Linked DNA regions of Homo sapiens: region 2 is linked to region 1. A link is an interaction called in ENCODE POLR2A ChIA-PET data of the cell type or tissue named here. Cell type or tissue: B cell. All regions are shown on one strand. Links, peaks and the distances in the headings refer to the core of each region. The heading gives the core; the rest is flanking DNA.

Region 1 (8,691 bases), core at 5,164-7,663:
ACCATCCTTCTACTCTCTATCTCCAAGAGTTCGATTATTTTAATTTTTAGCTCTCTCAAATAAGAGAGAATATGTTTTGCGTGTATATATATATGATTTTATATATATATATAAATATAAAATATATATATAAATATATATATATAAATATATATATAAATATATATAAATATATATATATAAATATATATATATAAATATATATAAATATATATATATAAATATATATAAATATATATATATATATATTTATATATATATATTTTTTTTTTTTTTTGAGATGGTGTCTTGCTCTGTTGTCCAGGCTGGGGTGCAGTGGCATGATCTCAGCTCACTACAACCTCCGCCTCCCAGGTTCAAGTGATTCTCTCACCTCAACCTCCCAAGTAGCTGGGATTACAGGCACCTGCCATCATGCCCAGCTAATTTTTGCATTTTTATAGAGACAGGGTTTCATCATATTGGCCAGGCTGGTCTTGAACTCCTGACTTCAGGTGACCATGTTGCCCAGGCTGATCTCGAACTCCTGAGCTCAGGGGATCCACCCACCTCGGCCTCCCAAAGTGCTGGGATTCTAGGCATAAGCCACGCTCCAGCAGATATATTTCTATAAAGCATTATTTGCCTCTTCTAGATACAATTGAGATGTGCTGTATATAATGGGGTTTCACTCTGAACGCATTCTTGCTTGTACCTAACTAACTACCTTAATGTCAACAAGGTCATCAGAATTACTTGGGCAGATTCCTGGATATATATATAATATTTATATTGTTATATTTATATTATATAATATATATTATATATACATATATAATATGTACATATATACATATACAGCATTATATACATATACATCTACATATACATCTCATATATACATACACAGCATTATATACAGCACAACTCATATATACATATATGTATTATATTACACATATTATATGTATATGTATGTATATTATATATTAATAGTATAATATAGTATTAGTATACTATACTATTATATTAGTATATAATAATAGTATATACTATTATTAGTATACTATAGTATAATATAGTATAACAGTATAATATAGTAATAGTATATTATAGTATAATATACTATAGTATTATAGTATTAATAGTATATGTATTATACTATTATATATGTATATGTATATGTATTATACTATTAATTATTATTATACAGCACATCTCATATATACATATTATATTATATATTTATATATACTATATAAGTATATAATATTTATCAGCCTGTATATATATATTACAGGTATCTGCCTGTAATCCCAGCTACTCGAGAGGCTGAGGCAGGAAGATTGCTTGAACCCAGGAGGCGGAGGTTGCAGTGAGCCAAGATCACGCCACTACACTCCAGCCTGGGTAACAGAGCAAGACTCTGTCTCAAAAAAAAAAAACGTTCTGATACTAAAATGATACTAAAATGGCCACCTCAAAACAGCTACTTCAAAATATCTGATTCTCAGCTTGCTTTCATTATTAAGAAATATACAAATCCCAGCACTTTGGGAGGCCAAGGCAGGCGGATCGCGAGGTCAGGAGATCGAGACCATCCTGGCTAACATGGTGAAAGCCCGTCTCTACTAAAAATACAAAAATTAGCCATGCGTGGTGGCGGGCATCTGTAATCCCAGCTACTCGAGAGGCTGAGGCAGGAGAACTGCTTGAACCCAGGAGGCGGAGGTTGCAGTAAGCCAAGATCACACCACTACACTGCAGCCTGGGCAACAGAGCAAGACTGTCTCAAAAAAAAAAAAAAAAAAGAAAAAAGAAAAGAAAAGAGAAAAAGAAAAAAAGTTCTGATACTAAAATGGCCACCTCAAAATAGCTACTTCAAAATATCTGATAATGGGCTAGGCGCGGTGGCTCACGCCTGTAATCCCAGCACTTTTGGAGGCCGAGGGAGCAGATCACGAGGTCAGGAGATACAGACCATCCTGGCTAACACGGTGAAATCCCGTCTCTACTAAAAATACAAAAAAATTAGCCAAGCGTGGTGACGGGCGCCTGTAATCCCAGCTACTCCGGAGGCTGAGGCAGGAGAATGGGGTGAACCCGGGAGGCGGAGCTTGCAGTGAGCCGAGATCGCACCACTGCACTCCAGCCTGGGCGACAAAGCTAGAGCTAGACTCTATCTCAAAAAAAAAAAAAAAAAAAAAAAAAAAAGAACTCAGGCCAGGTGTGGTGGCTCACGCGTGTAATCCCAGCACTTTGGGAGGCCAAGGAGGGTGGATCACTTGAGGTCAGGAGTTCCAGACCAGACCACCCTGGCCAACATAGTGAAACCCCATCTCTACAAAAACACAAAAATTAGCCCGGCATGATGGTGCGTGCCTGTAATCACAGCTACTAGGGAGGCTGAGGCAGGAGAATCGCTTGTGAACCCGGGAGGTGGAGCTTGCAGTGAGCTGAGATCACGCCACTGCACTCCAGCCTGGGCGACAGAGTGAGACTCCATTTCAAAAAAAAAAAAAAAAAAAAAGAACTCAAACCAAAAATTCCATAAACAAAGAGGTTCTCAAGTCTTGCTGAATCACACTTTTTATACTGCACTGAATTAGAATATCCAGGGGTAAGGTCCAGGAATGTGTATTTTAAGGAATCTGCCCAGGTAATTCTGATGACCTTGCTGCCATTAAGGTATTTAGTTAACAGGTACAAGCGAGAATGCGTTCAGAGTGAAACCCCATTATATACAGCACATCTCAATTGTATCTAGAAGAGGCAAATAATGCTTTATAGAAATAGATCTGCTGGGAGCGTGGCTCATGCCTATAATCCCAGGACTTTGGGAGGCTGAGGTGGGTGGATCCCCTGAGCTCAGGAGTTCGAGATCAGCCTGGGCAACATGGTGAGACCCCGTTTTCTACCAAAAATACAAAAAATTAGCTGGCGTGGTGGCACACACCTGTGGTCCCAGCTACTTGGGAGGCTGAGGTGGGAGGATTGCTTGATTCTGGGAGGTGGAGGTTGCAATGAATCGAGATCATGCCACTGCACTCCAACCTGGGTAACAGAGTGAGACCCCCCATCTCAAAAAAAAAAAAAAAAGAGAAAAGAAAAGAAATAGATCTATCTACAATAAAAACCTGATAAAGAATAGCTTTATTGTAACTTTCTAACCCAATTCTATGAATGGGCTTCAGAAGACCCTGTCAGCAATTCTGCAAGTGTCATCCAGGCATAGTTACCTATATGAGCATCATGGGTGAGATGAAGGCGCATGGGAGGCAGGGTGGATGTATTTGAGGCCCTGCCTTCAACCTACTGAAAGAAAATCTCTGGAAGTGGAGCCCAAGAGTATATATATACATTTTTAACAACTCCCTGGAAAATTCCAGAACATACTAATATTTGAGAGGTTCAGTTCTCGGTTCTAGTTTTGGGTTTGCTATGAGCTAGTTCTATAACCTTGGTCAAATAACAACATTTCTCAGGTACTTCATCTATATCATGTACAGACTGGGTCATCTCCAAAACACCTCCTAGCTCTAACATGATATGATTCTAACTAAACACAACATTTCACCTTCTTTGCAGAGCTGTAAATATCTTCTCGGTTGCTGCAGTCTACCACAAAGGTATGAACCTTGGCACCCAGTCCCTTGCATTTGGCAGCTGTTTCCTCCAGTCCATGCTAGAAAAAGCAAAAAAGAGGGCAAGGTAATAATTGATATGAACATATTATATCGACAGCTGAAAATAATTAAAAATAATTTTTAAAAAGTAGTGAGATTCTTTCCATTTGAATTGGGCAAGATTGTTAACAACACATTTTTGGCAGGTATATAGGCACATTTTGCTTTTAGTATTTTGACTAGCTTCTTTTATTTGGAGCTGAATTTAAAGCAAGCTTCTTAAAAGAAGATAAAAATCTTAAAATACTAGTTTTTATATTTATGAACTTTGAATACTTTGTGAATGTTGGTATCTCTGTGTATTCCATATCAGGCTTTAAAAAATGTAACATTAAACTTTTTTCCATGTCATTAAAAACTATTCATGGATGTCAGTTTACTGTCTGCAAAAGAAATAATGAGTTAACCACAGTTCATTAAACCATTTGTTCTTTCAGCATTTTAATGTGAAGGTCATATTCACTGAGCTTAGAAAAACCTTGACACAAATATGAATGAGGTAGAGTCCCGACCCCAAGAAGTTCTCTGTGTAGTAGAAAGAAACATAAGTATCATAGTTAAGTAGGACCACGTAATACTGTTATTGTTTTGATAATAAAAGATTGAATATTGGCAGTTTCAACCTAATACATTGTGATGAGTATCACAGCAGAGTTCTATACAGGGAGTTACGGGAACACAGAGGGGCACACAATACAATTCCAGCAGTGGTTTGCCATGCCCTTTCACTTGCTTTCCCCAGGGTGAAAGGACACATCAGGCAGGGTGTGGGCAATGACAGATAGGAGATTGGTCTTGTGGAAACCACTAGTAGGATTAGTGTTGTTGGATGGATCATAAAGGTCAAGGCCAGAAGAAGTTCAGATTAAGGTCCCACATGTCATATTAAGATTTATCAAAAAATGAATGAGGAGCCACTGATTAAATTATAGTGTCAGGTTTATGTGTCGTATTGATTATTTTGGCTGATGTATGGAGGGTGGATTTTAGGGGTCAACACTGGAGGAAGAAAAAAACTGAGAGGCAGTTACAGTGATTCAGGTAATAGATGACACAAACTTGAAATGTGGCATTAGTAGAAAAAATGTAGAGGAAAGAATATCCTTTAAAATATATGTTTAGAAGGTAAAATCAGTAAGACTTGGTGAGTAGATGAGGAAGGATGGGAAGGAGCCACATCTGACATCTTTGCTTTCTAGTTTTGGTAGCTGGCAAGATCACGCTGCCACATGTCAGACAGAGATGACAGCAGATTTGAGGAAAAGGGGTTATGAGTCCAATTTGGGGCGCCAATTTTGAGTCAACTTAAGTTTAGGATCATACCATTGGGGTTTTTTGTTGTTGTTGTTATCTTTGCTTGTTTGCTTTTGGCCAATTTTTGCCTTTTTTTTTTTTTAACTTTTAAGAGAATGTCTCAAAAGATATTTTGGATGAAGATCTAGTATTGTGCATTCTGCAGGCCAAGTATTAGGTTGTTGGAAAAGTAATTGCTGTTTTTGCCATTAGTTTAATGACAAAAACTGCAATTACTTTTGCATCAACCTAATAATTGTCAACTAATGCACTAATGGGCAGACCCTAGGAGGACTCATACATTTATCCACAGAGAGGATGGTGAATCAGTGTACACATTTGTAAATGGCAACTAATGTTGGAAAGGCCAAATCTGGACAGCTGTGGGGAGAATTAGTAGCTTGCATAGTGAAACTGTTATGATAATAAAGGGAAACAAGTTCTTTTTCTCCTGTGGGAAGTCAGGGACCCCGAATGGAGGGACCGGCTGGAGCCGCGGCAAAGAACATAAATTGTGAAGATTTCATTTTAATATGGACATTTATCAGTGCCCAAATAATACTTTTATAATTTCTTATGCCTGTAATCTCTTAATCCTGTTATCTTCATAAGCTGAGGATGTACGTCACCTCAGGACCACTGTGATAATTGTGTTAACTGTACAAATTGATTGTAAAACATGTGTGTTTGAACAATATGAAATCAGTGCACCTTGAAAAAGAACAGAATAACAGTGATTTTTAGGGAACAAGGGAAGACAACCATAAGGTCTGACTGCCTGTGGGGTCGGGCAAAAAAGAGCCATATTTTTCTTCTTGCAGACAGCCTATAAACGGATGTGCAAGTAGGAGAGATATTGCTAAATTCTTTTCCTAGCAAGGAATATTAACATTAATACCTTGGGAAAGGAATGCATTCCTACGGGGAGGTCTATAAATGGCTGCTCTGGGAATGTCCGTCCTATGTGGTTGAGGTAAGGACTGAGATACGCCCTGGTCTCCTGCAGTACTATCAGGCTTATTAGGGTGGGGAAAAACTTTGCCCTGGTAAATCTGTGGTCAGACCGGTTCTCTGCTCTCGAACCCTGTTTTCTGTTGTTTAAGATGTTTATCAAGACAATATGTGCACCACTGAACATAGACCCTTATCAGTAGTTCTGCTTTTTGCCCTTTGAAGCATGTGATCTTTGTACCTACTCCCTGTTCTTACACCCCCACCCCTTTTGAAACTCTTAATAAAAACTTGCTGGTTTTGAGGCTCAGGGGCATCATGATACGTGATGTCACCCCCAGCGGCCCAGTTGTAAAATTTCTCTTTATACTGTCTCTCTTTATTTCTCAGCCGGCTGACACTTATGGAAAATAGAAAGAAGCTACATTGAAATATTGGGGGCAGGTTCCCACAATATTTTTCTTTTACTGAAATCTCCCTCACAAACTGTAGTATACTCTCATGAGGAACTCTTATTCCTCAAGGGACATCAACATCTCAGGTAAACTTTATTTTGCTCTCCTATACTTAACCAGCAGCTTTTGGCATTTCCTTTTACAAGTATATTAATGTTGTATACACATAGGATAGAATATTATTCAGCCTTAAAAAGAAATGAATTTCTGACACATGCTACACGTACAACCTTCATTATGCCAAATGAAATAAGCCAGACACAAAAAACAAATACCATATGAATGTACTTATATGCAGTACCCAGAGTATCATATTCATAGAGACAGAAAATAGAATGGTTGTTGCCAGGACCTGGGGAGAGAGAGGGCTGGGGAGATATATTGTTTTAATGGGTACAGATTTTCATCTTGGGAAGATGAAAAATTTCTGGAGAGAAATAGAAGAGATCACTGCATAATAAGGTAAATGTACTTAATGCCACTAAACTGTACACTCAGAAATGGTTAAAATGGTGTGTTATGTCATATATTTTACCATATTTTAAAAAGTTTTTTAAAAGTATATTGTATTGGCCAGGTGCGGTGGCTTACACCTGTAATCCCAGCACTTTGGGAGGCTGAGGTGGGCAGATCACAAGGTCAGGATTCTGGGAATAGCCTGGCCAATATAGTGAAACCCTGCCTCTACTAAAAATATAAAAAATTAGCTGGGTGTGGTGGTGGGCACCTGTAATCCTAGCTACTTGGGAGGCTGAGGCAGGAGAATCACTTGAATCCGGGAGGCAGAGGTTGCAGCAAGCCAAGATTTTGCCACCGCACACCAGTCCGGGCAACAGTGCGAGACTCTATCTCAAAAAAAAAAAAAAAAGTATATTGTATTGATTGGGTCTTCTCTTTTTTGAACAAATATATTTCCTTACATGAACAAATTTTACAATAAAAATTTATGTCCCATTTATTCTGTTTTCAGAGATTTGCTTATTACTGGTTGGCTTTCTGTAACCACCAAGCAACTAACCACCACTCCACTATATGGATGCAAAGATACCCTTCTTTCACATCCGCTGTCTCACTTTTGCCCTGTTTCCTTGGTCTTCCTCATTTAGGTTGGTCTGCTTTCCACACCTTCTGAATTGTGAAACTTTTTTTTTTTTTTCTGAGATGGAGTCTCGCTCTGTCACCCAGCCTGGAGTGCAATGGTGCAATCTTAGCTCACTGTAGCCTCTGCCTTCCCGGTTCAAGTGATTCTCCTGCCTCAGCCTCCCTAGTAGCTGGGATTACAGGCATGCGCCACCACACCCGTCTAATTTTTATATTTTTAGGAGAAACGGGGTTTCACCATGTTGCCCAGGCTGGCCTTGAACCCCTGGCCTCAAGTGATCCTCCCATCTCGGCCTCCCAAAGTGCTGGGATTACAGGGGTGAGCCACTGCACCCGGCCGGTGCAACAAATTTAAGTTCTAAATTCCTCCAGAAAAAATTCCGGACAGTGCCCTGTAGATAGTTGGTAAGAAATAAAAAATAAGCAGATCTTCAAAAAAAAAATGAATTCTTCCTTTAAAATGTTTTGCAGCACAGTACAATTGCTCATAACTCTTCAAGATTTCCCTTGGTAACTTTTTTCAAATATGTTTGTCTATTGGTACAACTAAGACCTTTACACCCATTACCTTGATTACTAAAAATTGAAAAACTTTTTAAATTATGCCCATTATTCTTTCAGTTATTCATTAATTCAGTTTTTCATTCAACAAATAGTCTTTGAGCATATATTATATGCTCACCACTTACTGTAAATTTTTCTTTCCAAACTAGTATTTTAGGAAAAAGGGTCTCCCTGTTGCGCAGGTTGAGTGCAGTGGCTATTCACAGGCATGATCCCACTACTGAACAGCACCAGAGCTCTGACCTGTTCCGTTTCCAACCTGGCTGGTTCACCCCTCCTTAGACAACTTGGTCTCCTTCATGCCCACCGCCAGAAGGTACCATATTGATTCTGAACTTATGCAGACATGCAGAGCGCACCACAGTCCAGAACTCCCGGCCTCAAGCAATCTTGCTGCTTCAGCCTCCTGAGTAGCTGGGGCTACTGAAGCATGCCACCATGCCTGGCTACAAACTATTCTAACCAAGCATGGGAATGAGAATAGTCAAGAAGTGATAGATTATCACAAAGCAGAATGAATAATTCCCATTATCAGGCTTAGTGGAACAACAAAGCTGACACCACCATTAATTCTTCCCTAAATTAACATATGGTACATGTGGACACTGCTGTCCTCATTACATGGATGAATCTAAGAGATTGTCTTTGTACTCTAGGTGAAA
Region 2 (16,340 bases), core at 8,572-11,071, 130 kb after region 1:
TTGATTTCTTGCTTCCTAAGTCCCATATATTTTTCTTTCTTAGTTTTCTCCCTCATTTTGATGAAGCACATACTCCATAAGTTTCTTGAGAAACCACACACAGGAGACAGAATTTTTAAGGTATTGCATATTAGAAAAATATCTGTATTTTACCCTTTACTTGATACATAGTTTGAATAGATATAGAATTCTAGATTGGAGTATTTTTTTCTCAGAATTTTTTTTAAAACATTGGTCTATTTTCTTATAATTTCCAGTGTTGCTAGTAAGAACTCTGATGTGAGTTTTTCCCCAATGTTTTTATGAACATAGTATTTTTTTCTTCTTTATGGATGCTTTTATGTTTTTACATTTGGCCCTAGTCTTCTGAAATATTACCATCTCTGCCTTAGTTTGGATACTTTTACATTTAGTTTAGGAACTCATTAGGCCCTTTGAATTTGGAAATTTATATATTTCAGTTCTGGGGAGCATTTTATGTGTTAGTTCCTTAATGATTTTTGCCCTTCTATTTTTTGTCTTTTCTTTCTAGAATTTATATTAGTTAAATATCAGAATTCTGGGGTTGATTCTCCGATTTGCTAATCATTTTTGCTCTTCTCTTCAACAGTGTGTCTATCATTCTGGGAAACTTTCTCACTTTTACCTTACATCTCTCCTATTGATTTTTTTTTTTTTCCTGGAGATAGGGTTTCGCCATGATACCCAGGCTGGTATCAAACTCCTGAGCTCAAAGTGATCTGCCTGCCTCAGCCCCCTAAAGTGCTAGGATTACAGGGATGAGCCACTGTGCCTGGCCTGTTTTATTGATTAAAAAAAATTATACCTTTATACTTCATTTTCTTTTTTAATTTTATTTTTAAATTGACAAATAACAATTATACATATTCATGGGGTACATAGTGATGCTTCACTACATATAATGTATAGTGATCAGATAAGGATAATTTGCATATCCATCACCTCAAACAGTTATTATTTCTTTGTATTGGGAACAGTGTCTTCTTTCTAGCTATTTGAAATATATAATATCCTACAGTGGTATAGAGCACTAGAACTTATTCTTCCTATTAGCTATAGTTTTACGTCCTTTAACAAATAGCTCCCTATTCCTTTCTTCTCCTCACCCTTCCCAGCCTCAAGTATCCTCTGTTCTACTTCTTACTTCTATGAGATCAACTTTTTCGCTTCCATATGAGTGAGAATATGCTTATATACTGTTAATTTTTTATTTCCCGAAGGCTTCTTTTTAATATTGTCCTGTTCTTTATTAGTGTGACATATGTTCTTGTCTCCTTGAGGATATTAATCAAATATTTTGAAAATTTCCTCTGCACCCTGCAGTTTCTGTTTCCTTCTTGTTCCTTTTTTCCCCAGTTAGTTTGTTTTGATCTTTGTTTTTCCTGTTGAAAGCTTTTCTCTAATGTCTGATGTATTTGGCTGTCCATTAATACTTTGCAGTGAGTCACTAGAAAGCCAATTAGAACTTTATGGACAGGGCTTGGAGGGCTTCCAAAGAATAGTTCCATGGAGCATTGGAGGGCTTCCAAGGAGCAGTAACCTGACAGTCTTGATGGGGCACCCCAAATGTCATTGACAGATATTACAGGGAGATTTTCTTTTCTCTAGAGGAGAAATTCATACCTCTTACCTTGAGAAGCAAATATAAACCTGGTTGCTAGCATTCTGTGAAATCAGTGAAGAGACTGGAGTTCTCTCAGTGCACACACTGATTTTTCACTTAGTCCCTAGGTTTCTGTATGGCTCCACCTCCCACCTGACATTGTGTTTATTCTGAGTGCAGAGCCAGAGAATAAGCTTTTTCCTGTTTGTGTTGAAACATGGAAGTCCCCTGGCTGTGCAGGCAGGAGGAAGGATCTTGAATCTAAGAGTTAATCTGATAGGCTTTCAACCAATACTCCAGATTTCAGCCTCTATCCTCACCCTGCCTTCCAAATCACCTGGTGCCTCCAATTCTGGAAACTTGCATGGGTTCTTCAGTGTGAATGGCTTCCTTCTTTGTCTATGGCATCCTTCTCTGCAGACTCTTAGGTTTAAGCTTTCCCTGTTCTAAGTCAGTCTTCCATCTTCTAAAGATGTGTTGACACTTGTCTTCTTTGTCTCCTCTTCTTTTATCTCAGTCACTGTGAGTCTATATTATTACTATTCTTTTCCTATCATTATTCTGGAATTTTAGCAGGGAGTGGCAACATATGTATATGTTTCATCTCCATTTCACAACAGATGACTTCCATTTCATATTTTCTTCATATTTTCCTCTGTCATTATCATCATCATTTTTAGTGTGACACATAGGAATTCCTGTGGGTCTTTGTGGGTCTTTGGTTCTAACTCAGCAAATGAAGTTTTTTTTTTTCCTTTTTTTTTTTTTAATACAGAGTCTTGCTCTGTTGCCCAGGCTGGAGTGCAATGGCGCAATCTTGGTTCACTATAACCTCTGCCTCCTAGGCTCAAGTGATTCTCATGCCTCAGCCTCCCAAGTAGCTGGAATAACAGACATGTGCCACCATGCCTGGCTAATTTTTGTATTTTTAGTAGAGACAGGGGTTTCGCCATGTTGCCCAGGCTGGTCTCGAACTCCTGGCCTCAACTGGTCCACCTGCCTCGGCCTCTCAAACTAGCAGCAAATGAAGTTTTTATTGAAGAAAACAGGGCTATAGCATAGACTTCCTCATCATATTGGGAACAAGAACACATTTTTACCTATCTCACTATTCAAATCCAGGTGGTCCAGGGTGGGCCACCTGGACCAGGGAACAGTCAGTTGGAAGAATAGAGAGTAAAGCTGCACATAGAAAGTGATTTGGTATTGTGTGTGTGTGTGTGTGTGTGTGTGTGTGTGTGTGTGTGTGTGTGTGGTGGGGTGGGGGTGGGAGGGTTGAATCAGGGGTGTGGGGAGAAACTTAAATCATTTATAACCTTACTAGTCTGGACTAATCAATTCCCAGTTTTAATGAAAAGGACATGTACTTGGAGACTCAAGTATAATTCTTCTAAGTGATCCTTCTGAAAATGACTACATATAACAAGGAGAAATTTAGAATATTAACAATGGAATGGGTGTTTACTTTATTTAGAACGGGTAATGGCATATAAAATATACTTGACATTTCTATTGCCATAGTGCTTTGGGTTTACCAAATAAATTTACAAATGGGATATTACCTTATTTGATCTTTACAACAACCCCAGGATGTGGCAGATGAAGAACAGGCCTAGAAAGCCTACAGTGTGACATGCTGGAGATCACTGAGCTCTGTAGAAGGGGAGCTGGGATTGAAGCTAGATTTCCTGGCTCCCACTCCAGCTTTTTTCTAGTTATTTTGCAAATTCTCCATTTTACCTCTTACACAAAGGTGTAAGGAAGGGGGACAAAAACTAAAAAAATCCCAAAACAAACAAAAAAACCACCATTGTGACAAATTGAGATTTCACTTTGAGTTTGAGTTTTTAAACAAAAAGTTCCAAACATTTTAAGGAGTAAGATGGTACGTACTTGGCAAAATGCACTTCTTTGTGTTGAAGGAAAAGGCTTATCTTAGAAGGTTGGTTGGATTACTTGATATTGAAAGTTTCTTTCAATAAAACATCTTATGGCCTAAACAAGGCAAAAAGCATAGGAATTCAATTTTCCATGAAAGAAAAATGTATTTAAGTAAAAACATGGAGCAACCTCCCCCCGCTGCCCCAAAACTCTAATACATTGAAAAACACCTTAAAACAAGAAAAGCATTAAACTGTCAGGAGAGCTGGATTCTGGCTCTAGCAGTGTCCCTGACTGCCAGGAGACCTTGGGAAAGTCACTTGCCCTTTCTTAGATACAGTTTTCTCAAGTGATGAACAATGAAGAGTGAGACCTAGATGATCCTCTAACCCTAATATTTTAGGATTCTAAAATTGAAAATAATTCCATTAATTGTATGAATCCTAAATTGCTGCTATCTTTTCCCCTTAAACTACTAAACCCACTAAAATATATTCCATGATTTTTATTGTATTAAAATAAAATATTTTATATATGGTAATTCATGCTTAAAGTAAATATGTGGACTCTATTAGCGATGATAATTTAAAACATTCTATCCTCCTAGTGAATGCTAATTGTAAAGAATCATTGAAAAACGCAGTTTCTTTCCTCTACATTTTAAATTCAATGTTTACTTATTTATTCATTTATTCCACAAATATTTATTAGAGTTATGGAACTATAGTCACTTATATTTTATTTTATTTATTTATTTTTATTTTTGAGACAGGGTCTTGCTCTGTTGCTCAGGCTGGAGTGTAATTGCAATCATAGCTCACTGCAGCCTCCAGTTCCTGGGCTCAGGTGATCCTCCTGCCTCAGACTCTCAAGTAGCTGGGGATATAGGTGCAAACTATTATGCTCAGCTAATTGTTTTTTTTTTTTTTTGTAGAGATGGGGTCTTTCCATGTTGCCCAGGCTGGTCTCAAACTTCTGGCTTCAAGCATTCCTCCTACCTCAGCCTCCTAAAGTACTGGGATTACAGGGATGAGCCACTGTGCCTAGCCTTATATTTTAGATCAGTATGTTATTACTATTCTACTGGTTTTGAAAACTATAGAAATACAAAATAGTATGGTTTAGTGAAGGGTTTCTTTATCTTGGCACTGTTAACATTTTGGCTTGATGATTCTTTGTTGTGGGGGGCTGTCCTGTGCCTTGTAGGATGCTTAGCAGCATTCCTGTCCTCTGCCCATTAGATGTCAGTAGCGAGCCCCCATCCCCCACCAGCTAGGGACAAACAAAAATGTCTCCAGACATTGCCAAATGTTCCATGGGGGGCAAAATCGCCCTGATTGAGAACCATTGGTTTAGCGGAAGCAGACTGGTGCTTTCAGATTAGAGAGACATGCATTTGAACTCTGGAGCAACATTTGCCATCTATATGATCTTTGGCAAGTTACTTAGCCCTCTAAGCCTCAGATTCCCCATCTAAAAATGGGGATAACATCTGTGATGGTTAATTTTATATGTCAACTTGACTAGACCATGGGATGCCCAGATATCTACTTAGACATTATTCCTGGGTGTGTCTCTGAGGGTGTGTTCTGAAGAAATTAACATTTGAATTGGTAGACAGAATAAAGCAGATTGCTCTACCCAATGTGAGTGGGCATAATTCAATCCACTGGGGACCTGAATAGAACAAAAAGGCAGGGGAAGGGAGAATTCCCTCTCTCTCTCTGCCTATCTGTTTGAGTTGGGACATTGATATTCTGCTGTTGGATTGGGACTTAACACCATCAGCCCTCCAATTCTTAGGCCTTCAGACTTGGACTAGAACTCAACATCATTGGTTCTCAGGTCTTCAGACTTGAACGGGAACTATACAATTGGCTCTCTTGGCTTTCCAATTTGCTGACTGCAGATCTTGGGACTGGCTCCATTAATGTAAACTAAGTCCTCATTATCTATATCTCTATCTATCTATCATCTATCTATCTATCTATCTATCTATCTATCTATCTATCTATCTACCTACCTACCTACCTACCTATCTCCTATTTGTTCTGTTTCTCTGGAGAACCTTGACTAATAAAACATCTAATTCAGTTTTGTGAGAGTTAGAAGAAATGGTACTGGTAAAAATGCCTGATACCTAGGAGATGCTCAATAAATTTTAATTCTTTTTTCTCTCATCTTCCTGATAAGTTAAGTTGTGATTCTTGAATAAACAACTTAGATTCTCAGAAAATAATGTAATTTAAGTTTTGCTGTGAGGTCAGAAAAATTGTCCAGTGGAACATTAAAGTCCATTCTGGCCACACATTTAGGCTCCTTTTAATGCCAGGAGTATTTCCGACATTCATCACACATAACAGTGGAATTAGGCACATGGAATGCTACCCTATTTTCTTACAAATGGTACAACTTAAAAGGGGAGTAAGAATTATCAAACGTGTTTTGCATCATAAGGCTCATTTCTTTTTGTTTGTTGCAGCAACATGCATAACTAATTAAATTTGAGAAAATATTTCCCTTTTAATCTGTCCGCATGATCTCACATGATCTCACAAGTTCCCTTCATTTCCCTAAATCTAAATGTAGCTGAATGAATCAAAAGGAAAGAATGTCCAGTTGGCCAGAACTTGCATCACTAATCCATTTTTTTTAAATTCATTCATTGAGTACTTACTAGACACTGCCTAAGCACAAGGACACATAGTTTCTCTCTTAAGAGTTTCTGGGTGTGGAAAATCTCTAACTGCTTTTCCTGTGGTCTCACACCACGCTACAATCAACACAGAAGACTTCTGTGACCAAATGTGGGAGATTTTTTGTCATCAACATGCAAGCAATCAACTCTGCAGCAGGCACCAGCTGAGTGTCCTCCAAATGAATTCTGACACTGTGTACCTGGAGATAGCGTCAGATCCCATAGGTTGAGGGCTCAGTCTCACAAGACATCTTCCCTTTCCCAGATACCAGTCACAAGATCAGGCCTCCAGAACTTCTGGCTGACTGGTTTCAAGTTGGGCTTCCATGACTCCCTCTTGGGGTTCGATTAATTTGCTAGAGTGCATCACAGAACTCAGGGAAACACCTACTTAGATTTACTGGTTTATAATAAAGGATATTACAAAAAGATACAAGTGAAGAGATGCAAAGGGTGAGGTATGGGGGAAGGGGCACAGAGCTGCCAAGCCCTCCCCGGAACACACCCTCTAGGAACCTCCATAGGTTCAGTTATCTTGTAATTTCTTCAAACCTCGTCCCCTTGGGCCTTTTATGGAGACTTCATGAAAGGATAGGCACCATTGACAACCACATAGAAATGTGTTTAGACAAAAAGGGTATGCTTTAGTACTCAAAGGCTGAGTGGGGAAACCCGGTAAGGCCCATCTGTTCAGATTCTTTTTGGCCTCTTTTTTTTTTCCTTTGAGGTGGGTCTCACTCTGACTGTGAGGCTGGAGTGCAGTGGCGTGATTTTGACCTCCTGGGCCCAAGCATGCTCCCACCTCAACCTCCCAAGTAGTTGAGGTTACAGGTGATTGCCACCACACTTGGGTAATTAATTTTTTTTTTTTCTGTAGAGACAGGATCTTCCTATGTTGCCCAGGATGGTCTTGAACTCCTGGGCTCAAACGATTGTCCCATCTTGGCCTCCAAAAGTGCTGAGATTACAGACATGGATCACTGTGCTGGGCCTCTTCTTGGCCTCTCCATGCAACATTCCTTCCTCCAGAATATGGGGCAGAACCCCTTCTGAAATGGGGGTCTTATGACCTACAATCACACAAGGTAGGTAAAGGCAGAGGAAGATTAGAGTCCTGCCTTGGGGAGAAAAAGTAGCAGGTAAAAAAATAGAAGATTAGAGAGAGAGAAATCCTGTTATTCTGAGGTCCGCTTATGAGGCCTAAAATGCACCAACATTATAACATTATAAAAAGGTCTATGGGAATTATGAGACAGGAACCGTGGATGAAACATATGTGTGTGTGTGTGTGTGTGTGTGTGTGTGTGTATAGATACATATATGTATGTAATGTAGATACGTATATAGATAAATATATACATATATAGATACATGTATATAAGTATATATATATATATATAGTATACATATGTGTATATACTATGTATGTGCACCTGGAGATAGTGTCAGATCCCACAGGTTGAGGGCTAAATGTATACTATATGTGTACATATATAATCTATATACTTATATACATGTATCTATATATGTATTATATACACGTATCTATATATGTATATACTAATAATGTATCTATAAATATATAATATATTTATATAAAATCATATAGTGTAATGTGATGATTATGTACATAATGCAATGGAAAGAGAGATAGGAGGCATTTTTAAATTAGGTAGTTGATAATAGCTAACTTTACTACATCCAAAGTACTTAAGTTCTAGGCACTATTCTAAGAGCTTTGCACACACATATTCTTTAAACCTTCTGAACAGTTCTATCAGGTAAGCACATTATTGTAATCATTTCACTAGTAAGGAAACTCGGGCATAAAGATTAAGTAACTTGTTCAGGGTTACACAGCTAGGAAGTGGCACAGCAGATATTTAACACTTCTGTTTGATATCAGGTCTGTCTGTGTTCTTAACTACAGTGTTCTTAACTACTGTATAGAGATGACCTCCAGAGAAGGTAATTCTTGATCTGAGGTTTGAAAACTAATAAACAGTAGTTAGCTGTATGAAGGATGTTCTCACACAGCTAGATGTACTCTAGAGGGTGGCAGGCAGCAGCATGGGTGAAGTTGCAGAAGCATCGAGTCTCTAGGATGTTAATATTTGGGTCTCTAGGCTGTCAATAGGGGAAGTGGGCTGGGGTAGATAAGGCTCAAAAGTAAGCAGATAGCCATATTGTAAAAGTCATAGTGCATTAAACAAGGAATTAAAAATTCCAGCCATAGAGCTATAGGGACCCAAAGAATTATTGTAAGTGTCTGTGTGTGCACGCATGTGTGTATGTCTGTGTGTGTGCACACATGTGTGGACAGGGGTGATGATATAACCAGATTTGTATGTGTGACAGCTGTGTGGAGGACAGACCAGTAGCATGACCTGTGAGAGACAATTGTAACATCAAGGTGAGGTGGTCAGAGCCTTACATTTGGGCTGTGGTCTTAGGAGTGGAGAAAAGAGGGATAGATCCAACCTGTACTGGTTTGTGAGAGCTGTTTGTTACATTTCAAGACTTTTTTGAGTTGGTTGTTAAAGTCATCAATTAAAAATTAAATTACATACATGTATAATTTAATTATGTTAAAAGCAAAGAAAATAGTAGAAACTCATCACTTCATAATTATTTTACTATTATCTACTCTTTTGAGGTTATTTACATCTATTATATCTGTTGGTGGAAATACTATATAATATGTGTTCCGCATGTCTCTTCCCGATTCTGTTCAGTGGCGTCATGTTGGTAGCTTAAAATTGATAGCAACAGGAGGCAGAGAAACTGTAGGCATACAGGGGCGGGTCGCTGGCAAAATCCCACCTTCAAGCCGAAAAGCCTGAAACCCACAGCCCAAAGTGAGAACTTCCATTCTCTCCCGATTGGTTATTTCTGAATACTGTCTTTTTACCAATTGAATATTGCCTTTTCCAAAACTACCTACGGCCTGCCCCGTCCCCATCCTGTGCCCATAAAGACCCCAGAACTCAGCCAGCAGAGGGAAGAAGCAGCCTGATGTCGAGAAGAAGCGCCTGGACATAGGAGAGAGGTGGCTTGACTTCAGAGGAGAGGGATCTTCCCTTCCCATTCCCTTTCCAGCTCACCTCTCCACTGAGAGCCGCTTTCGTCACTGAAAAAAAAAATTCTCCACATTCGCCATCCTTCAATTCATCTGTGTGACCTCATTCCTCTTGGGCACTGGACAAGAACTCGGACACACTACGTGCAGGTATCCAAAAAGGCGGTCGCACTGGCCCTTTGCCCTTGCTGGCGGAAGGCAGTTGCCCTACGTGATGAGGCAAAGGGCTCACTGAGCTGATAACACACTGCTGTCTGCGGACGGTGGAGCTAAGAGTATGGTTACACGCCCTCTGGGGCTTGGCGTGGCTGGTGCCCACACCTGGACGCTGGTGAGGGGCCCACATGGAGTTTGCTCCTGCTGGTGCCAAAGTGGCCAGTTCCTGCCTTCGCTCGCTCAGGTTCCTGCAGTCATTCGCTTGCGCACTCCCTCCTGCAAGGGATTGAGCAGGGCGGGCTGAGTAAACAAGGCACCCCTGCCGCGAGTTCCGTGAAGGGGTCAAGAAAATATCCTGCATCAAAATCAGTTGTGGTGGGAGGATCAGTCACACCATGAAAACCATCAAGTGTCACCCACCTCTCCCTCTCTCAGAGAATGGGTTGCTCATTTACCAAAACACAACTGGATAGTTCTAAGAAATAATTAAAAAAAGAACAGATAAAACTTAATGACGAATTAGATATTGTAGGAATATGAGAAGGAAAAGTCTTGAGTCACATTTCTCATATGAACAACTTAGTAAATGGTGGTATTAATTACCAAGGTGAAGGATTATAGGAGGAAGGTTTGGTTTTAGAAGACAGACGGTGGATTAGTTTTGGGCTTGTTGAATTTGAGTAGAGATATCTAGTAGATACTTGGGTAGATAGGTCTGGAGGTAAGCATGGAGTTTGGGGTTACAGATGTAGCTTGCATGCTGTAGCATGAGCAGTTATTCAACCAGTTGAGCAGAGAGCTGGAGCCAGAACCCTGGGGAGTGAAGATCATTAGGCACCATCAGAGGATGGGAAGAGCTAAAGATACAAACAGTGAGAGAAAGAAGAGTCACATGAGAAAAGGGAAGTGTTAAATGTCACAGAGAGTTCAAAGCAAACAAGGTCAGGAAATTATCCATTGCCTCTGGAAGTGCAGAGGTTATTGAGGATCTCAGGGAGAGCAGTTTTGTTGCTGTGGTGTCGGTGGATGCCAGCCTGCAGTGATTGGAGAATGAACAGGCAGTGATGAAGTGAGGGCAGTGAGTGTAGACCACTCTAAAAATGATTGGCTGTGCAAAGGAGAGTAACGTGGTAGCTTAAAGGGAATATGCAGTTACAGGAAATTTATATTTGTATTTGAATGTGATCATTCAGATTCCTTTCCTTTCCTTTCCTCTTTCTTTCTCTTTTTTTTTTTTTTTGAGACAGAGTCTCACTCTGTTTTCCAGGCTGGAGTGCAGTGGCGTGATCTAGGCTCACTGCAACCTCCACCTCCAGGGTTCAAGCAATTCTCGTGCCTCAGCCTCCTGAGTAGCTGGGATTATAGGCATGCGCCACCAAACCCAGCTAATTTTTTTGTATTTTTAGTAGAGATGGGGGTTTCACCATGTTGGTCAGGCTGGTCTCAAACTCCTGACCTCAGGTGATCCACCTGCCTCAGCCCCCTGGAAGTACTGGGATTACAGGCATGAGCCACCATGCCCGGCCCCAGATTTCCCTTCTGTGCTGAAGGGAAAAGACAGGTAAATAAGGAAAAATTGAAGATAAAGGGTAAGAGAGGAGATAATGGTAAACAATGATGACCCCCAGTAAACCACAACTTCTGGGCTTCATTTCCCTATGATGTGGGCCTTAACCTTGTGATTTGCTTTGACCAATGTGACATTAGCAAGCATGATGCCAGCAGAAACTTGGTAAACCTTTGCACATTGGAGTTTTTCCTCTTGGTGGAAGCTATCAGCCATGCTGTACAAAAGCTTGACCCAGACTATTGAATGATGAGAGACCATGTGGCTGGAACCTTGCAGGATAACAGACCCTCCTGGATGATTCAGCCCCAGATGTGTTCCTAGCTCACTGAAGCCAGATGAATTAACTCCAGACAAAATCAGCAGAAGAATCATGCAGTGGAGCCCAATCCAGATTGGAGAATTATGAGCAAATACAGGGATGTGATTTTAAGCCATTTAATGTGAGAGCATACTGTTTTACAGCAACCGAAAACCAAAATAAGGCAAAACAGACCAGTTGCCAAAACCATTAGCAAGACAATATTTCATAACAATTAAAGGCATAAGTTCTGAAACAGGATGTCATAGGCTGTAATACTTAATTTGCGTAAATAAGCAAATTGTGTAGCTTTTGGGGGCTTCAGCTCATTGTCTATAAAATAGTATGAAGATTAAGTGAGACAATACCATCTTGGTAAATCCTGGATACATATTTACTGGTCTACTATTAAAGCACATGTGAAAGGTTTAACTCCAAAGAGAAGGAGGAACTCTTTATTCTTTAACACAAAAGGGAGGAAAGTTTAACTGTAAGGATGTCTTGAGGCAGGGTTCCAAGGAATATTAACTTATTAAGATGGATTTAGTTATACATTCCTTGTATTTATTTAGCATTTCACAGTTTATAAAGTGTTTTCTTATATACTGTCTCATTTGATTCAATGAAGAAAGGAGGGACAGAATTTTTAAATGTAAAGAAACAGAAATTTGAAGAGTCTAAATTATTTGGCCAAATGTACAAGGCTTAAGAGGTGGGCAAGAATTAGAAACGCTGAGCTTTGGACTCAGTATCCAATATTCTCCCCAAACAGACTAGTGAACAGGCTACAGACTAGAAGCCAGAAGTTCTGGCTTTGGGCCCTGGCTTTGCCAAGTACTAAATACTACCTTGAACAAATTACTTTCTCTCTCCAAACTTCATATATAGGATGGGAATACCAGTTCCTTCCGATGTCAAAGGTAGCTCCTTGCAAGGTGAGGTGAGGAAGCTCTTTGCAAACTCTGAAGTACCTTACACATGCAAATGATTATTATTTTCATTGTTCTGCCTGCTGCCTGTCATCAGTAATATCATTAGAGTCATTTATATCTTGTATTAACTACATATGTCTTGTATTAAGTGTGATATAAGGGAAAAGAACCTTAGTGTTTCTCCTCCCCTTTTCCGTATCTTCCTCCCCTAGGGGATTTCAAGCTTCCCAGGAGCTAGTTCCAGAACATATTTACTTTTAGTTCACTCATTAAACACAAACTCACCTATCCTATATTCTATACTTTTAAATCTTTGTTTTTTGCATGCATCTAAACCATACCGAGGAAATAGGAATATTCCTGAATTAGGGCTGGGCATTGTGGCTCATGCCTGTAATCCCACCACTTTGGGAGGCTGAGGCAGGCAGATCACTTGAGGTCAGGAGTTCGAGACCAGCCTGTCCAACATGGTGAAACCCCGTCTCTACTGAAAACACAAAAACTAGCTGGGCGTGGTGGCATGAGCCTGTAATCCCAGCTACTTGGGAGGCTGAGGCAGGAGAATTTCTTGAACCCAGGAGGTGGAGGTTGCAGTGAGCCAAGATTGAGCCACTGCACTCCAGCAATAGAGTGAGACTCCATCTCAAAAAAAAGAAAAAAGATTATTCCTGAATTAATGTATTTCTATTCTCAGGTAAGAGGTATGTTCACATTGTTCTTAACCCAAAAAGAGCTATCGAATGCTGAGAATCCTGGCGTAGCTGTATGGAAGATATTTTAAGGCATAGAACAAGTCTAGGGATTGTCATATAACCTCAGATGGCCACTTGTGCAGGCTTTTTGAGAGCCAACATTTACTGAATGGTCCCTGATTTTTACTGAGTCCAAAGATGGAACTATTTTTTAAGAGTTTTTTTCCATCCTGTAATTGAAAACAAAATTTAAACGCAGAGTATGGTCATGTCATTTAGAATGATCCAAGCAGGAAACCCCTTCAAGTTTCAATTATAAAGAAGATGCCTGTGTTTTATTTTTGAAGGACCTTGTGGGACAATCCAGTATCTAGACTTTAAAACGCCTTGTGTTCTTCCATTGTGTTCCACGTTGTCCTTTAGACTAGTCACTGGGCATTTTTGTCTCACTGAGCTAATTGTATTTGCCACATATTGATCAAAAATAATTTCATGGCCTTTAGCTTCTTATTTTAAGAACTGAGCAAATGTGCTGATTGTATAAATAAGACAGAATGGAGAACTTTCCTGGGAAATGAGAGATATTTTGAAAACAACTGTCATACTGAAGACTCAGGGAGGCTTAATTAGCTGATGCTTGCAAAGTACTTTGAAAAATCAAAACCATGATGTCCTTGCTAAGTATGATGAATACCATTTATTCTTGGATGAGTAAAAAGTCATTTATTTTGAGACATTCGAGTTTGGTGTGCACTGACTACAAAATACAGATTATTTTTGCAGAAATAGAAAATAAAACTCCAGATGAAAAATGCAAAAATGAGACAAATTTTGGAATTCACAGAATTATTATTCTCAAAGACTTAAATATGCAGTATTGATGTGAAACTAAATCAATATTATTTTGCTCAAATGCGTGAGCTTATTCAAAGGCAGCTGCATAGTTTAAAGGACAGTTGGTACGGAACTGGAAGATCTAAGTTCCAGACTTGAACTGCCTTTTACCAGCTAAGAGACTTTGATCAAGTCACTGGTTTCTTCATCTACAAAACAGGAAAGGTAATATTACATTTTCTTATCTATCTTCTGGAGTTGTTTTGAGATTCAAATGTGATCCTATAGTTATTTGGTAATTTCACCAACTGTAAAAATGAAATGAAAGATGTTATCATATCTTTGAAACATGCATAAGGCAGAAAATGGCTTAATAACCCCAATAATGAATAATTCAGACACTTTAATTCATCCCTTTACTAGAGTCCTTAGGTTATTTCTTTCTTTTCTTCATCCCACTGTTTCTTTTTATGGATTTAGAGAGGTTAAAGATGAGGGATGATAGGTAACTGGAAGGAGAGCCCTTTCCTTCTGTTAGGAACAGGGTGTCTCATTACCAAACTTTCAGGAGAACCTCAGCTGGAATTTTAAAAGATGATAGCTAGACAGCATTTTATAGAGAACATCCAGCATTTGAATTTCAAATGCCTAGAGTTTTTCTATTGGCTGACCCATGTACCATTAAAACAAATCTCCAGAGGAATCATTTGTCATGGCAGAAATAGGTCTCCCATTAAGAGCCAAACACCCACAAATGTCAACTCTATTCTAACTCACATGAGTAACTGCCTTGAGACAATTTCTTACATTTCTTATTTAATAGGTATAAATATTATGGTAGAGATTGCTATAAATTCTTTGCTATTTCTCCTGTTGAGAGGTGGAGTCTAATTCTCCTTCCCTTGAATCTGGACTGGGTTTAGTGACTTACTTGGCCAATTGATTGAGATAGAAATGATGTTCTGGGACTTCTGAGGCTAGGTCATAAGAAACCTTGGAACTTTTACCTAATCTCCTGGAAAACTCATTTTGGGAGCCTTGAGCCATTTTCTGAGTCTGTCATGTCACAGAAGACACTTCAACAGTTCTACCAATCCCAGCTTTGCATCTGTCCTTGCAAATGCGCAGGACACGTGAGTGGAGAGATCCTGTGCCACTCCAGATCAGCTCATCTCCTAGCTGAGTACCTCTGAGAGGCCTGCCCAAATTTCTGACCCACCAGATCTCGAGACATTATGAAACAGTTGCTTTGAGTCACTGAGTTTGTAAGAAGCCATATATAATTGGCTGTAAACATTAAATATTTTTGTGTGGAATAGCACTCAAATGTACTCAGTAGTAGAATCACTTATGGTCATCAAAGTATTATTTTATTGAAAAAGTACATTTTTGTCTTAGACCATTTAATAGTAGCTCATTCAATGGCATATACATTCCTGAGATTTTACTATATGCCAGGTTCTATGCTAAGCACTTCACCTGTGTACCATCCATGCACTCCCATCTGTGACCCTCACCTCCATTTCACAGAACTACCATTCAGTGAGTGCTTCCTGACCATCCCTCTTTGCCACTGTGCCTGGTCAGCAGTGAGGAGCATGGAAGCCAAAGGGCACCCGGAGGCACAGCTTTTCAGACACATTCTTAAAGGTCTGTTTCTTTCTTGCTCAGGCGAAACTAGTCCATTCCTCCTTTTCTATAATGTGTAATTGAGGGATTACTTTAATTATATTTAGAGGATCCCCCAGGCTTATCTTACCCAAGCTTGTGCAATAGCCACCTTTCACCATCTCTTAATCATGCCTTTCAGAGTTTCTCGTCTTATCATACCACTCACTAATCTCACTGTGTCTCATTCCAGAGCTCCAGATGGGATGGATCCATCCAGGGAGACAGTTGCCTGTTCTTTTTCTCAGACATTTGCCAATCCTTCAGAAAGGGTCCACCACACCCTGTCCTGTGTTATAGTGGGAGACATTATTTTGGCCATATTTATTTTTCTTTGCTCAAGTCCTACTATGGTATCTGTGCTACTATTTTCTCTTTCTCAGAGAAAGAGAACACAGGATTTTCTCATATTTACATTTATTTATTTTTCTGAACTTTTTGTTGTATTTGGGGTATAGACATTTGAATATGGCCAGGATAGACGTGCCATAAAACTAGGAAGCTTGAGTTTCAAGGCCCCTCACTTGTGCAGCCTCCATACAAAGTTCTAGACTTGATTTTGACTTTTATATTTTTAAAAAAGAAGGTTCCAAACATATGTATAAACTCTTGGCTTCACAAACCCTGAATCTGCTCTTAGGATGGCTCACCTAAAGTCCTGGCGTTTGTGACGTTGCAGTAACTTAATAATATCTGAATGATTGGCTTCATGTTGTTAATAGTAAGACAATACACCTTTTAAAGCCTAGCCCCTGTAATTATCAGATAGATTAATCCTCTGCTTTTTCTGCCTTTAACTCTTCTCCCTACCCCTTAATTTATTTGTTTCTCTACTACCCCTGTAATTTCTTTCCCCTGAATGCCTAGTTCTTGGCTTTATCCTCTGACTGCTCTTATTTGAATTTCCC

Evidence for each region. ChIA-PET counts read pairs that join two places held together with the same protein. Peaks named below come from ENCODE experiments on the same cell type or tissue, not always from the same donor. Only the 100,000 strongest peaks of a DNase experiment are listed, where the experiment ranks them.
Region 2: POLR2A ChIA-PET joins it to region 1 with 6 read pairs; 3 of 35 experiments call an interaction of 5 or more read pairs at or near these places.

The regions. Positions count from the first base shown.
Region 1 is chr4:87,378,699-87,387,389 of GRCh38, forward strand. HSD17B11 (hydroxysteroid 17-beta dehydrogenase 11) reads right to left here. Exons shown (of 7, transcript NM_016245.5): 2 at 3,557-3,664. It also overlaps the pseudogene RN7SL681P. Among named protein-coding and RNA genes, the nearest start is that of HSD17B11, 8.1 kb to the right of the region's middle. In B cell, for the core only: no CTCF peak of the experiment used is centred there; no DNase peak of the experiment used is centred there; H3K27ac peaks cover 507 bases.
Region 2 is chr4:87,501,305-87,517,644 of GRCh38, forward strand. All of the region lies in intron 1 of SPARCL1 (SPARC like 1), which reads right to left. Among named protein-coding and RNA genes, the nearest start is that of SPARCL1, 20 kb to the right of the region's middle. RefSeq lists an enhancer at 9,581-10,081. In B cell, for the core only: no CTCF peak of the experiment used is centred there; no DNase peak of the experiment used is centred there.